Linked DNA regions of Homo sapiens: region 1 is linked to region 2. A link is an interaction called in ENCODE POLR2A ChIA-PET data of the cell type or tissue named here. Cell type or tissue: MCF 10A. All regions are shown on one strand. Links, peaks and the distances in the headings refer to the core of each region. The heading gives the core; the rest is flanking DNA.

Evidence for each region. ChIA-PET counts read pairs that join two places held together with the same protein. Peaks named below come from ENCODE experiments on the same cell type or tissue, not always from the same donor. Only the 100,000 strongest peaks of a DNase experiment are listed, where the experiment ranks them.
Region 1: POLR2A ChIA-PET joins it to region 2 with 7 read pairs; 12 of 35 experiments call an interaction of 5 or more read pairs at or near these places.

The regions. Positions count from the first base shown.
Region 1 is chr11:35,174,990-35,182,834 of GRCh38, reverse strand. It overlaps CD44 (CD44 molecule (IN blood group)), which reads right to left. Exons shown (of 18, transcript NM_000610.4): 2 at 6,095-6,260; 3 at 2,428-2,561. Among named protein-coding and RNA genes, the nearest start is that of SNORD164, 16 kb to the right of the region's middle. In MCF 10A, for the core only: no CTCF peak of the experiment used is centred there; a DNase peak (open chromatin) is centred at 3,824.
Region 2 is chr11:35,026,393-35,034,237 of GRCh38, reverse strand. LOC105376626 (a long non-coding RNA gene) reads left to right here. Exons shown (of 4, transcript XR_001748180.2): 3 at 3,973-4,069. Among named protein-coding and RNA genes, the nearest start is that of MIR1343, 88 kb to the right of the region's middle. RefSeq lists enhancers at 3,944-4,063, 3,026-4,225. In MCF 10A, for the core only: no CTCF peak of the experiment used is centred there; DNase peaks (open chromatin) are centred at 3,387 and 4,117.

The sequences.
Region 1 (7,845 bases), core at 2,383-4,882, 150 kb before region 2:
TACATAATTTATTGCATACATTCACTCAGCAAGACTCAATGGGAGATGCAATAAGCAGTGCCCAGAGACTCAGGAGTGTATAGCCTCATGCCAGCCCTTTCCCAATGAGTCAACCTCTTCATCTAAAGCACAAGCTTTTCCCAATGTCTCCCTCTGACCTGTTGCACTGAGATGGAGCTAGCTAGACCACATGTTGCTCTATGTCTATTTCTTACTTTTTTATATGTGGTTTTCTCATTATAATATCATTAGAACGACATGCTAGACATGGGTATGGGAACTGAGTATGTATGAGTCGTGTACTACTTAGTGTTAATTGGACTCCCTTCCCTTTAGTCAAACTCCATTTGTGTTCTTCACTCATATAACAGGGAGGAGTAAACATTCTACAGTTTTCTGTTCCTGTTTCGTATGTCTCTCGATAGATTCAGTGACCTGTAAATTTTTGTCAAAATCTACTGGCTTCACGCACTCCATTTCAACTAGCCAGCCCTGATACTTTGTCCTAAACTCTAGATTTCTTCTCTGAATTTCCACTCTGATCCCTACTGTTCACACAACAAAGGGTAGGTGGTGTAGACTAAAGCCACTGATGTAATCTCACAATTAATTTTAATTTTTGGGTTTTTTTTAGTAGTGAGTAGAAGAAAGATCTCATAATTAAGTTGATGTCCTTTTTATAGTTTAAAAATCCATGCAGCTTTTTATATTTTACTACCATATATATGGTATATGTATATTTATATTTGATGTATATGGTATATATATCTGTGATATCTTGATTTTATATATATAAATGTGTATATATTTATATATACATATATACATATATATAAATATAAATTTATATATAATATATAATATTTATATATATAAAATTTATATATATTATATATAATTTATATATAATATAATATATAATATATATTATATATTATATTATATATAGAATTATATATAATATATATATATAAATTTATATATAAATATAATTTTTATATATTTATAATATATATTTAAATATATAAATATAATTTATATATAAATTTATATAAATAAATATAAATATATAAATATAAATTTATATAAATGAATATAAATATATAAATATAAATAAATATTTATAAATATATATAAATAAATATATATATAAATATATATATATGTATATGTATATATCTGTGTTTGTCTCAGGCTGATAATGTCTTAAGTCCCTTTCCAGCTAATTTAACATCCCCTTCACATCTTTAGGGAAAACTGACACTCCAGCAAGATGTACCAAGTTTACCTCAAGGCTTCATCTTTCCCTTCACCCAACTTCAAACCTTCCATGGGAACAGAAGGCCCAGTTTAAGAGGTAAGACTTTTGATAGTTGGCATCGAGATATTTGACATTTATATTTTGATCCTTCTCAAAAAATTCTGAAAATTCATGATGCATAGAATTCTTTAATTTTGCTAGGACTTGAATAAGGCTCATAAGCCTGATTTTCTAGGTTAATGGTTGGGAGAAAGTCACAAAGACATAGAGAAAGGCTGGCCTGTGTCCTAGCATCTACATCTTAACTTAGGTTTCTTCTTCTCTGGTTCTTTCAACTGTTGGGTAAGGGATATTTAAGAAGGTCAAAGGCATACCATATACTCTCCAAGGCTTTTTTCCAGCCCTCTCATATAATAAATACCTCTCAGCTAAGACATTTGACTTACACCCCAAAGCTATCATTAGATTCATGTCACTCCCTTATTCAAAACCTGTAATGACTTCCCATCACACTGAGAATGAATCACCCCGTTAGCTGGCCCTTGCTTAGCTCTCTGACTTTATTCCTTGGCATTCTCCCTTCTGAGCACTGATATTCTCAGAACAGTCCAGGAGGCACTTTCCCTGACCACCTTCTCAGAAAATAAAAGCATCCCTAGCACTCATTAGCCTCGTATTTTGCTTTCTTTTTTATAGCACTTTTATCACTTTCAGACTTCATATAGGGCAAGCTTGTCCAACCTGCGGCTCACAGGCCTTGTGTGGTCCAGGATGACTTTGAATGTGGTCCAACACAAACCCGTAAACTTTCTTAAAACATTATGAGATTTTTTTTGTGTGATTTTTGTTTGTGTTTTAGCTTATCAGCTACTCTTAGTTTTAGTGTAATTTATGTGGGGCCCAAGACAATTCTTCTCCCAATGTGACCTAGGGAAGCCAAAAGATTGGACAGTCCTGAATGGTATTTAATATTTATTTGTTTATTGTTTGCCTCCCCAATTTAGCATGTAAGCTCCATGGAGACAGGAATGTTGGCTCTGCTGTACAGATATTCAGTGAGCATTTGTTATGTAAATGGAGGCTACATGAATCCCCACTTAAGCTGAGCTCCAAAGACCAGGCTCCCACAGCCTTTCACGCCAACAGACACCCCCCTGAGAACCAACCTGAAGCATTGAAGCAATATGTGTCATACTGGGAGGTGTTGGATGTGAGGATGTACACCCCTGTGTTGTTTGCTGCACAGATGGAGTTGGGGTGGATCCGGGGAATCACCACGTGCCCTTCTATGAACCCATACCTGTAAGAGAAAAACAACAGGATATTGACCTAAATGGCTAAGATGGGAATTTCATAATATCCCATTCAATGACATTTAATGCCGTGCAACACTTCATTCAGTTCACCCCTAGGGATATCGGAGGTTTCAACAACCGAGTTATTTGAAATCCAAAAATAACAGCATAGAGAGGGAAAGAGATCAACAAGACTGATAGAAACAAAGTGATTTTATTTAGAGACCTATAAAGAGCTTTAAAAAAAAATCATGAAAGGAATAATTAGTTTCAGTTAAAATTTGTGTTCAGCAGTGTTGAGTCTATTTGAACAAACAGAAGGAAGCCTGAGTCACAGAAGAGAGAAGTTTTGATGTAAGATTCATGCTGGCTCTGGAATACCTTCATGTTTTCCAGAAAATACACAAAATGGCCAGCTTCCATAGATAGGAAGGGGTGCTTCTTTATTTCAGTGCACACATTCCAGACCTGCCTCATGTCCCATTCCCCCACTTCTTTCTCAGCCACAACTTTTCCTGTGAGTCCCCTTACTCCATACTCCATTGCCCTAAACATGAAGCCTTGTTTATATGCCAAGTACACAGCACAGCACACTGCCTCCTGAGCATTGCAGGCATAATTCTATTGCCAGTGGGAATAAATTAACCATCATTACAATGGGAGTCATAGCAATTAAGTAAGCAGATAGCAACGGCTCATGTAGCTCAGGAACTTTCCAGAAGTAGCACAGCCAGAGAAATGCATAGCCCCTCTCTCCCCACCAAGGTATCTCTGGGAGTGTGTTACAGCTGGATACGACATACAGATACAACATACACAGCCCAGCCTCTTCTAGCAGCATCCTGGTGGCTAAAAACTTGCTTATTTTTTAATTGTGCTAAAAACACAATTTTTTTTGAATATAAAATGCCTCAAAAAATGAGATGTGGGCTGAGAAAATGCCATGTGCAAGGGAAGCTGTGGTGCAGCAGGAGGGCAGAGAGGAGGAAGCTAAATCCAGCAGGTTTTTCAAAATGCAATTCTGGCTAAAATGCACATTGATGCTTTTCATCTTTCCTGCCAGGGGCAACAGCATGGAGTGCATCACCCTGCACGACCCATGGAAATGTCTGTGAGTCTGAAGTTTCCAAGCACACAGAACTCCTACCTATGTGGCAATTGTAGCTCGCATGACTAATTTCTCATCTGAACAGACAAACTGGTTTCCCCAAAGCCTCCTTAGCTTGGCAGGGGGTGTGGGCACAATTAAATGGTAATAAGTTTTCATATATCTAAGAGTTGCTACCAATCAGGGTGGGGCAGACAAAAGAGAGTAGCTGCTAAGGTTTTATCCTAACCCATGAGACTCTGCCATCTGTCCTGTGGCAGAAAGCTGATTCATAGCTACCTGAGAGAAATTATGGAAATGAGTTTTGCAATACTTAATACCAGTTATGGGTGAAATGATAGATTTCTTTGGCACAGTTTTTCTAAATAATACTTCTTGGTGAACCTACCCACCAACTCACCCCCATCACATCATGTCATCAAGTATGGATAACACCAACATTCTAGAATCTATTGCATTCTCTTTGTAAGCTATTACTGAGTTTTTGCCACCTCATGTTGCCTACCGGTTTTATGGGTCATGCTAACTGTAAATTGGGGATATTAAAGTTTATATGTGTGTATGTGGCATGAGTAAGTTACTGTTCACAAGGAGGAAAGAATATTCAGCAAATCCAGGAAGCATACTTTCCTCCCCTTTTAAGCCCCTGAGGAGGACTTGGTCATTAAAATCCTGTCCTGGGCTGAGGCTAAGCAGAACCAGAATCCTAACTCCTCCATAGGCAGGCTGTGTGTGCAAATTCGCTAAGCCTCGGCTGCTTCATCCATAAAATGAGGTGATAATATTGACCAATACTGCAGTTTGAGGATTAAGTGAGGGGTTTGGCCAGGTGGGCAGTAGGGCTCCCAGCATCTAAGTGCTTGATGATTGGCCAGTGGCAGTTGTAAGAACTCCCCTGGTCCTCAGCACATGGCAGCATATCTATATTTTGCAAGTATGCCTTGTTTGTATTTCACAATCAAAGTTCAGCTTACTAAATTCACTTTCTTAGGCCAGTGGCCTAGTCAGGGCCATAATTAAACAATTAGCCTTGGGAATAGAATAATGGATTTGCTAAATGGCCTTTTTTCATTGCATCCTACAGTGCAAGTTCAGTAGCCACCAGAGCTTTCTCCCTCTCTCTGCTCCTTTCATATTCCCCCAGACCTAGCTCTGAACACATACAGATGTCTATGTACATCTGCTCTTTATTTTAGAGCAGTGCTCCTCAATAGAACTTTCTGCAATGATGGAAATGTTCTCTAACCTGGGTCATCCAGTACAGTAGCCACTGGCCATCGGTGACTAACCGAGCACTTAAAATGTAGTTAGTGCTAGTGAAGAACTAAAGTTTTAATTTTAGTATTTTAATTAGTTTAAGTGTAAGTCACCACATGTGGTTAGTGGCTACCATATCAGACAGGGCAATTTTAGGCAAAAGACTTTCCTTTTCCCTTTCAGCAAGAGTCTCAGCCATCACTCATAATGTGGGTGCATGACTGTACCCAGTGTTGGAGGATAGAAGCACTTAACTTACACTTCATGGTTTCCGTAGAGTTCTGCAGCTTGACTTTTCAAAAGCAGTCTGTGTGCATGTGAGTGTGTGTTGCAGAGAAAGGGGAATCATATTACCTAAAGACACTGCAAAAGCACAGCTACAGGCTGGGGTAGAAACTTCAGAGCAGTTGCAGAGGTTACTCAGTCCTCTTCTAGTGAAAACAAATCGAACCACAACAATTCACTGTGATTGCCACCGTGGCTTGCTCTTCTTGTGCACCGCTTACCGCAAGGCCATTGGAAATTCAAAAAATAAAGTCCTTGCTTGTTGTGATTATCTTGCTTGGAGCCATAGTTTGAGGAAGGCTCTATGCAGCTCTAGAATAACTGGTAGGAGCCCTCTCAGGGCTCCCAAAAATAATATATCTTAATATAATATAGCTTAATAACTTTCATGCCTTTTTATTTACTTTTTCAAACCAGAGAAACATAGAAGAGAAACCAAAAAAAATTTTTTTTAAGAGAGAGTAAGAGAGAGTAGTTTGAAAAGTCTGCTTTGATCCAAGTCTGCAGGGCCAAGACTCTAACAGCCACATATTTATTTCAAACACTGTTATTTGGTTTATGTTTTCTTGTGGTTCTGACAATGATACTGCAGCTTCTTCAAAGCCAGGAGAGCTCTGTGGAAGCAGGTTAGACAAGAGGATTCCAGCCGAGAGGACCCCTAATGGCTTCCTCTGGGTTCCCGCTCTATGATTCACAAAGGTGTCTTTAGCTGACTTTAAACTCCAGTTGTCATACAGGTTGCAGATTGACTTGGCCAAATTAATACGTGGGGTTGACTCCTTAGGCAATAATCCATTCAGCTGTGGGAAAGGAGCCTTCCAGTTCTAAGCCCAGCTGCCTGGTCCCAGGCCGCCAGCTTTCCCCAGTGGTCGGGTGCTGGTCTCTTACCTGCAGGTCTCAAATCCGATGCTCAGAGCTTTCTCCATCTGGGCCATTGTGGGCAAGGTGCTATTGAAAGCCTTGCAGAGGTCAGCGGCCTCCGTCCGAGAGATGCTGTAGCGACCATTTTTCTCCACGTGGAATACACCTGCAAAGCGGCAGGTTATATTCAAATCTATGGGAAGAAATAGAAATGTTAGATTCTTTTGCATAAATAATTTGGAGACAGTAATAAGTTCAGTTTAGGACAGACTCCTTAAAAAGTCAAATAAGGCCGGGCGCGGTGGCTCATGCCTACAATCCCAGCACTTTGGGAGGCCGAGGTGGGTGGATCACCTGAGGTCAGGAGCTCAAGACCAGCCTGGTTAACATGGCGAAACCCCGTCTCTACTAAAAATACAAAAATTAGGCCGGGCGCGGTGGCTCAAGCCTGTAATCCCAGCACTTTGGGAGGCCGAGGCGGGCGGATCACAAGGTCAGGAGATCGAGACCATCCTGGCTAACACGGTGAAACCCCGTCTCTACTAAAAATATAAAAAATTAGCTGGGCGTGGTGGCGGGCGCCTGTAGTCCCAGCTGCTCCGGAGGCTGAGGCAGGAGAATGGCATGAACCTGGGAGGCGGAGCTTACAGTGAGCTGAGATCGCGCCACTGCACTCCAGCCTGGGCGACAGAGCAAGACTCCGTTTCAAAAAAAAAAAAAAAAAAAAATACAAAAATTAGTCAGGTGTGGTGGCACATGCCTGTAGTCCCAGCTACTTGGGAGGCTGAGGCAGAAGAATCACTTGAACCAGGAGGCAGAGGTTACAGTGAGCCGAGATCATGCCACTACACTCCAGCCTGGGTGACAGAGCGAGACTCTATCTCAAAAAAAAAAAAAAAAAAAGAACAAACAAACAAAAAGCCAAATAAACTTCTCTGCTAGCCAGAGCCTTCAAAATTCACTCCAGCATTCCAAAGCACCATGATATTAAGCTCAAATCTGAGAAAAGACATGGTAAAATAATATCACTCTTACATTCTCTCCATTGATTGCTCTGCAACAAAGTTTTTAAAAAGCAAATGATTTAATTTTGATTATTGATGTCATACAAACTTACAGAAAACTTACAAAACACAGGAAAGCAATGAAGGAAAATAAGTCCACCACTACAAAAACTACAGCAAACACTTTTCTATATCTTCTTCCAGTTTGTTTACTGAATACACACATTCACACGTGCACACATGCACACACGTACTTTATGCATATATACATAAAGTATGTATCTATATACACATACACACATACACACAAATATACATACTCACACATATGCTTGCATAATTGAAATGGTACTGAATATACAGTTCTAGATTTAAGAGTCATTTTTCCACTTAATCTTATGTTATGAGCATTTTTTCACAATCAAGTGATCTCTCCCTGGCTTACAACCTCCAAGAGTTTATGTTCATACCCAGTATAAATGTTCTTATTATGGCTAAAACCAACATAATCTGGCTCCTGGCTCCCTCTCTAACCTCAAAGTAGCTTGCTCTGCTCTAAGCACAAAGCTTGTCTTCAATTCTCTCAGACATTCTGAGCTCCTTCCCATCCTAGAATATTTGTATCTGCCTTCCTCTCTGTCTGGAATGTTCCATCCTCAAATGGTCACATAGGTGGTTCATTTTTTTTATCATTCAGAATTTTAACTCCACGTCACCTCACTTTAGAGTGCTTCCCTAAACACCCTTGTCTAACCCCCAGTCTCTCCCTCAACT
Region 2 (7,845 bases), core at 2,288-4,787:
TTAGACAGTTAGGTGAGAGAAAAGTCAACAGAAGAAAGCATTTTGAGGAAGGTTGAGTAAGAAGAGTATCTCTTGAATTTCCAGGTCCTGGGTAACTCCAACAAAAGCAATTTCAGTTAAGAAGTGGAGATGGAAGTCAGTCTGAAATGAGTTGAGGATTAAATGGGAGAAAACATGGAAACAGAATATGTGGGAGCTTTTTATGAATTTTGGCTAAGAAGAGTAGAACAGGTGGAGGACTGTTCAGTTAATAAGGGATGAAACTTTTTGTTTTGCTTTTTAGAGAAATACCATTACATAATATTTACATTCTGATGAGAATATTGTAGTAGAAAGGAAACATTTATAGCTATCAGAGGGAAAGAAGGCGGTAAGACATCAAAGTCTTTGAGAGGACAGGAGGAGATAAGAGAGGCTAGCCTCTGGTGGGAAGAGGAGCACTTTGTGCTTTGCAACAGGAGGCAAGTAGCAGATCAGTGCCACATAGAGAGGTTTGTTGTTTTTGTATTAGGGAAATGGAGGTGATACATGTCTGGCCACTTTTATTTTCTTAGTGAGGTTTGGGGAAAAGTGCCCCCAGAGGTAAGTGGAAGAAAGCAGGATGTGTTTTGGGTACAAATAGTCACCTTGAAACTGGAAAGGCTAGATTTCTAGAGAAAAATGGTAGGATTGTTAGACATCTTTTGAGACTGATGATCATGAATGCTATGTGAAACCAATGAACTTCATTCTTTGGTTTTCTCTTGCAATGTCCAATTGTTCAGAAGGTAGAGAAGAAATAATTCTCCTCTCATTCTCTTTGACAATGGAATTTGGCCTTGAGAGGAAGACAGATGTTTAAGTCCTCAGAGAATGAGGTGTGACCAGCAGACTGAGGATTGAGGGCAGAAAGGAAAGAGGGTACCGGTAGCAAGGAAGTATACATTCTGAAGGGGCAGGAGGGACGCGGAATGAGATCTGGCACCTCCTCCACTTCCTGAACCTGAAGTATGTGAGGTGTGAGCAAATAAAGAGCCTCTAATCATGAGACTTGGAAGTCAAGTGGCGGACCCAGGCGCTGCCAGGTCCTCATTAGGGCAATGAGATGGAGTTCAGAGAAGAGGTCATGCCATCTTCAATCCCCATTGGTGCAAGGCAAAGTCTGTTCCACTATACAAGGTCAAGCCTGCGTGGTTAGAGCTTCTCTTATTCCCACTCCTCCATTCCCTAATTTTAGTGCAGGGGGAGGATTTTCAAAAATTTTCAGACTAAAAACAACGATTGAGCAAGCTAATTAAGTGGTATGAGTGGTTTCAACAAAACCCCACACTTAGCGGCCAACATGGATTAAGGTGGAGGCTGCTTTTAGGTAATCCACATTGTTTTTCAAGCATCCCCTCCAGCAGTCAGGCTCAAAACACATGTTAAAGTTTTGTTTTAAGTACTCTTGGTTCAAAACACCTTTATAGACATTATCAGAAAAAGAGAAGTTGTCCAACTAACCCCAAGTTTGCTATGCCCTTTTAAATCTGATCCTCATCCTTACATATCGCAGATACTCCAAAGCTTTTCATAGCAAGTGTCCAAGACCAGGGATAGCACTGTCATAATAGTTAACATATGTTGAGTGACGACTGTGTCCCAGGCATTGTTCTAGGCAACGTTCCTATATAATTCTATTTAATGTTCAGAAAACCTTTATGAGTTTTTACCCATTTTTCAAGCTGGGAAAATGAGACAATGAAGAGTCAAGTGACTTGTCCAATGTCACCAGCTATAAGGGGCAGCGATAAGACCATCTGCAGTTTGCACTTGTAAGCATTTGGCTATACTGCTGTAGACTGCAAATATGCAGCACTCATACATTTACTCTCCTTTCCTCATCCAGAGCAGACACCACTGGCCATTTACACAACAATCCTACCAAGCTTAATCACTAATCCATTGATCTGTGAATTCCTACAAGTTGATGAGTGTGAGCACTAGAATGGAAATCTCTTTGCAGTTCCCTAGACCCTCCTTCTTTGCTTTCTGTTCTGCCTCAAACCTTGTCTCTGCTCTACTCCAAAGACTGATTCTACTCTCACTCTGGGCCTCCACACTTGATGTCCTGGTCTCTTCCCAAGTTTGACTCAGGCTAAGATTTAGCCCCAGGCCCCTCTTGCCCTTTTCCTGGTTCACTCGTCATCACATGCCTATCATGAGCTGGCTCTGTGATTCAGTCAGTGTTGATTTGTATCTGAGATGCAGAGATAATGTAGTAGCAATAGGCAGGACAGAAAAGCAAGCCTCCATAACAAACTCATTTGAAGAATCCTAAGCTTTGCACCATCAATACAAATTTCTGTGTGAAAACCATAAAGACAGAACTAACTTTACATGTTGAATCCATCGAGTCAAGTAAACTTTTAAAAGAAAATTTTAAAAAGAAAGAAAAAGAACTTTAGATGTGGTGTCAAATTCAAAAGATCTTATAGTTGGAGATATACCACTGAATGATTCTGTCAACGTCCTTTAAAATGGCAAAAAAAAAAAAAAAAGCCACCTCAATTTTAATCAACTGAATCATGAACACAAGGAAATTTTTTAATTTTGGAGGAATACTTACTATTTGTTGGGCATCAAAGATGCTAGATGGAGGGTTGAAAAGCTATAGGTTCTAACTAGCTGTGCAATACTGGAAAATCACAGTCTTTCTGAGCTATAGTTGGTCTGTGAAATGTAGTGGTTAAATTTAGGGCCTCTCAGTCCTCTTGCAGTCCCAAAGTTCTGGGTCAATGCAGTTTTTATTTCAGAAGCTCTTGTCCTTATCTGCTTTGTCTTCGAGGAGTCACTAGAGGTGCCCCAAATGGACTTGCAAGGGTCCTGTTCATTTCCACAGGTGGGAACCACGTAGAATCCTATGTTACTTTCCTTCTCTGCTCTGCCCACTATTTTGCCCACTGCTGTTCCCTGTGGGGTGCCTGGAGAGCTGGTTTTGTGGGGTCTAAAGTCTATTACCCATCATTACCACCACAGCCATTGGGCATTATGGGACATTAACATCCTCAGGATGCCAAAGCTCTTTTAGGGATTGTACGCTGTAGTGTTGGAACCTGAAGCAGGGTTGCCAAGCTCTGCCAAAGACCATTTGCTCAGAGGCACATTTGAGATGCTGTGACAACTTTCAGGGGCACCACTGAAATTCTTGATGACTTGTCAGTCTCTTCTCTATTTCCGCCCAGAACACCACGGGCTGCCTAAACACCCAAGTCCCACAAAATATAGGACTGGTCTAATGTGTCCCTGGAAACTATTGAGACAAACCCATTATCTGAGAAGCCAGGACGAGTTATAATTAGAAGCCTGATGAGTCAGAGCTCATGGGCACTAGCTCAGAAGCCCTCACTCATAAGATGACACATCAGCTTGACGTCCGCTGGAGCTCATCCTGGGCGTCAGAATTCAGCCTCGTACAAGGATGGAAGGAATCGGCTGGAGAGGTGGGAGAGTCGCTGAGCACAAGGACAGGCCTGCTGGGCCCAGCCTCTCGCCAGGAACACAGAGCATCTCACACAGGAAGCCCAGGCAAACTGATACAAAATTTCACTAGAAAAAAAAAAATTCCTTTTACCACACACAATTTCTCTTTAATTTTTCTTAAGGTGCTGCAGTTGCTAATTTAAGCCTTTCACATAATTTCCCAATATTGACTTAAATTTATGATCTTTACCACACATCCTCCCCAGCCTGGTGGATTCAGAAAGAGTAAGGGGGTTAAAATCCTATCTCCATTACCTACTGGCTTTGTGACTATGATAAATCCTGTCAAATTTTCCAAACCTTAGTCCCCTTATTTATAAAATGGGTTTTTTATGAGGATGAAAAAATAATAATACATGCAAAGCACCTGGCATACGATCTGCACAATTCATGATCAATAAATGTCAGTTTCCTTCCTTCCTGGTAGAAGTCATCAGATGGTACTAACTCTAGGTTTTCTGTCTGACACAGAACACACCCTTCAAAGTGCTAATGCTGTTCCAGCTCAGCAGACACCTCGTCTCGGGAAAGCCATTAGAAACCCCCAAAATACTACATTTTTCTCCTGGTAAGTAGCTCACTTCCCACAACCACTTTGCATAAAGTGAGCTCAACAAATGAGTCACGCTGCTTGCAGAAGCAAATTCGGGAACCACACCCAAAACAGAGGCATCTTGACTTTTCCCAAGAAGCTGTCATTATCACCAGAAAGAGGGTTTGGGGGACCTATAGTTAGAAAACCTCAAACTCCCAAGCTACCTCTGAATTCATGTGCAAACCTAAGAGCTCATTTTTTTTTCAAGGATTTTTTTTTTTATCCACAGCATTCAGTGACAGCTGAGAGTCACTGGCCATTTATGATTATTTACTTTTTGAAAACTTCTATCATAGCATTTAAATTATAATTATGATTTTCAAGAAAAATTTCAAGAATTTATTCATTGCATAAAAATAGACACAATTTCATTTAGACCAACCCTTTCTGACCTGCAGGCTGCAGGATAAAGTAGACAGTGCATGGGATTATAGTCAGAAGACCAGGATCCAAGTGATGGTTTTGCCACTTACTGAATGATTTAGGGCAAGCTTCTGAGACTCAGAGGTTTATCCATAAAGTGGAAAGAACTATATATATTGTATGATTCAGAAATAATGAAATATATGAAAGTACATGGAAAACTTAATGCAATACAAAACGTTAGATTTTTTTAAAAAGTAATCTTTAATCCTTTATATTTACCCAATAGTCCTGGTACTAATTTTTTTGAATTAATTTTGTTGGCTCATTTCTGCATCCTTCTAAATTAATGTATATATTTTAAAGCTATTGGCTTTCAAAATGAATGGAAAACTCTGCATTCATGATTGATTGGCTAGAATAAAGACTGTTAAATAGTTTTGAATGATTATATGTCTAAAAATTTTGTTTTCCAATGTGAGATACCTTGTTTGCCAAAATGTCCACATTGTTCCCTTCTCAGTACAGAGCTCTTTTTAATGCTACTGTGCAACTCTTCCCCATTCTTTGAATCTGGGCTGGTTTGTGACCTGCTTAGGCCACTATAATGGCACAAAATTGACGCTGTGACAGTTCTGAGTCTTGGCATCAAGGGGCTGTGCACTTCCAATCTTACTCTCAGAATCTTGCCAATGCCACATGGATGAGTCTGGGCTAGCTTCTGGTTGATGAGAAACATATAACCTCATTACCAGAGACTTTAAACCCACTCAATAAATAGCTAATAGCCATACATGTGAGTGAGGCCATCTCAGATCAGGCAGCACCAGGTTGACCTATCAGCTGAGCACAAACACATGACTGAGCCCAGCCAAGATCAACTGGGTCAGACCCTAAGAATCAGCACCATCCCCTCATTTGTGAGTAATGATTGTTTAAGCTACTATATATTTTTTTTTAACACAGCAACAGATTGACTGATATACAAGGTTTCTATATCATTAAAAAATGAACTCCTCATAACATGCCAGACTAAGGTAACAGAAATGGGGTCCCTCCCTTTATAAACCTAAAGAAATGCTGGCTGAAATACATGGCCAAGTTCAAGAGACATAAAGGAAATCTCCAACGGCAAAATAAAGAGAACTCAAACATACTATATGGCAGTAAGCAAAAGCGGATATTGTCGCCTGTGGGCACATAACTTTGCACATGGTTATAGGCATTAGTGACTGGGGGACAAAGTTTTTTTTATTGTTATTATACTTTAAGTTCTGGGTTACATGTGCAGAACGTGCAGTTTTGTTACATAGGTATACACGTGCCATGGTGGTTTGCTGCACTCATCAACCCATCACCTACGTTAGGTATTTCTCCTAATGTTAAACCTCCCCTACCCCCCCACGCCCCACAGGCCCCTGTATGTGATGTCCCCCTCCCTGTGTCCATGTGTTCTCATTGTTCAACTCCCACTTATGAGTGAGAACACGCAGTGTTTGGTTTTCTGATCTTGTGATAATTTGCTGAGAATGATGGTTTCCAGCTGCATCCATGTCCTTGCAAAGGACATGAACTCACCCTTTTTTATGGCTGCATAGTATTCCATGGTGCATATGTGCCACATTTTCTTAATCCAGTCTATTATTGATGGACATTTAGGTTGGTTCCAAGTCTTTGCTATTGTGAATAGTGCCACAATGAACGTACGTGTGCATGTGTCTTTACAGTAGCATGATTTATAACCCTTTGGGTATATGCCCAGTAATGGAAGTGCTGGGTCAAATGGTATTTCTAGTTCTAGATCCATGAGGTATCGCCACTCTGTCTTCCACAATGGCTGAACTAATTTACACTCCCACCAACAGTGTAAAAGCATTCCTATTTTTCCACAACCTCTCCAGCATCTGCTGTTGCCTGACTTTTTAATGATCGCCATTCTAACTGGTGTGAGATTGTATGTCATTGTGGTTTTGATTTGCATTTCTCTAATGACTATTGAGGATGAGCATTTTTTCATATGCCTGTTGGCTGCATAAATGTCTTCTTTTGAGAAGTGTCTGTTCATATCCTTTGCCCATTTTTTGATGGGGTTGTTTGCGTTTTTCTTGTAACTTTGTTTTTAGTTCTTTGTAGATTCTGGATATTAGACCTTTGTCAGATGGATAGATTGCAAAAATTTTCTCCCACTCTGTAGGTTGCCTGTTCACTCTGATGATAGTTTCTTTTGCTGTGCAGAAGCTCTTTAGTTTAATCATTTATCAATTTTGGCTTTTGTTGCCATTGCTTTCAGTGTTTTAGACATAAAGTCTTTGCCCATGCCTATGTCCTGAATGATATTGCCCAGGTTTTCTTCCAGGATTTTTATGGTCCTAGGTCTTATGTTTAAGTCTTTGATCCATCTTGAATTGATTTTTGTATAAGGTGTAAGGAAGGGGTCCAGTTTCAGTTTTCTGCATATGGCTAGCCAGTTTTCCCAACACCATTTATTAAATAGGGAATCTTTTCCCCATTGCTTGCGTGTCTTAGGTTTGTCAAAGATCAGATGGTCGTAGATGTGTGGTGTTATTTCTGAGGTCTCCGTTCTGTTCCATTGGTCTATATAGCTGTTTTGGCACCAGTACCATGCTGTTTTGGCACCAGTACCATGCTGTTTTGATTATTGTAGCCTTGTAGTAATGTTTGAAGTCAGATAGCGTGATGCCTCCAGCTTTGTTCTTCTTGCCCAGGATTGTCTTGGCTATGCAGGCTCTTTTTTTGTTCCATATGAAGTTTAAAGTAGTTTTTTCCAATTCTGTGAAGAAAGTCAGTGGTAGCTTGATGGGGATAGCATTGAATCTATAAATTACTTTGGGCAGTAATGCCATTTTCATGATACTGATTTTTCTATCCATGAGTATGGAATGCAAGAACAAACAAACAAAACCTTTCTAATGTCAAAGCATTTTCCCTTTCATATCTTTCTTTAATGGTATATTTGCAGCTGTTTCCTGTTAATCCTTTGTCTGTCTGACTTCCTTCTTTAGGGTGATGGGATCCTTAAGACAAGCACAGAGTATGTCCTGCTGTGGTGTCCTGCAGGACAGGCCACACTCTGGCCCATTAACGGTGTTTGATGTGACGATGCACATGAGCCCATGGAGGTCTGTGCCTCAGGCCCCGTGGGTGTTTGCAGGTTGAAGATGGAATGATACACGCCATCTCTGAGATTTTTATTTGCTCAGACCTTCCCCTGTTCTGGCCCAAACCCACTTAATTCTGTCTAATAAGTGGTGGTGGGTTTTGGGGGGCCTAGTTTGTTTGTGTCCTCTCTTATTTCCTTGAGCATTGGTTTGTAGTTCTCCTTGAAGAGGTCCTTCACATCCCTTGTAAGTTGTATTCCTAGGTAT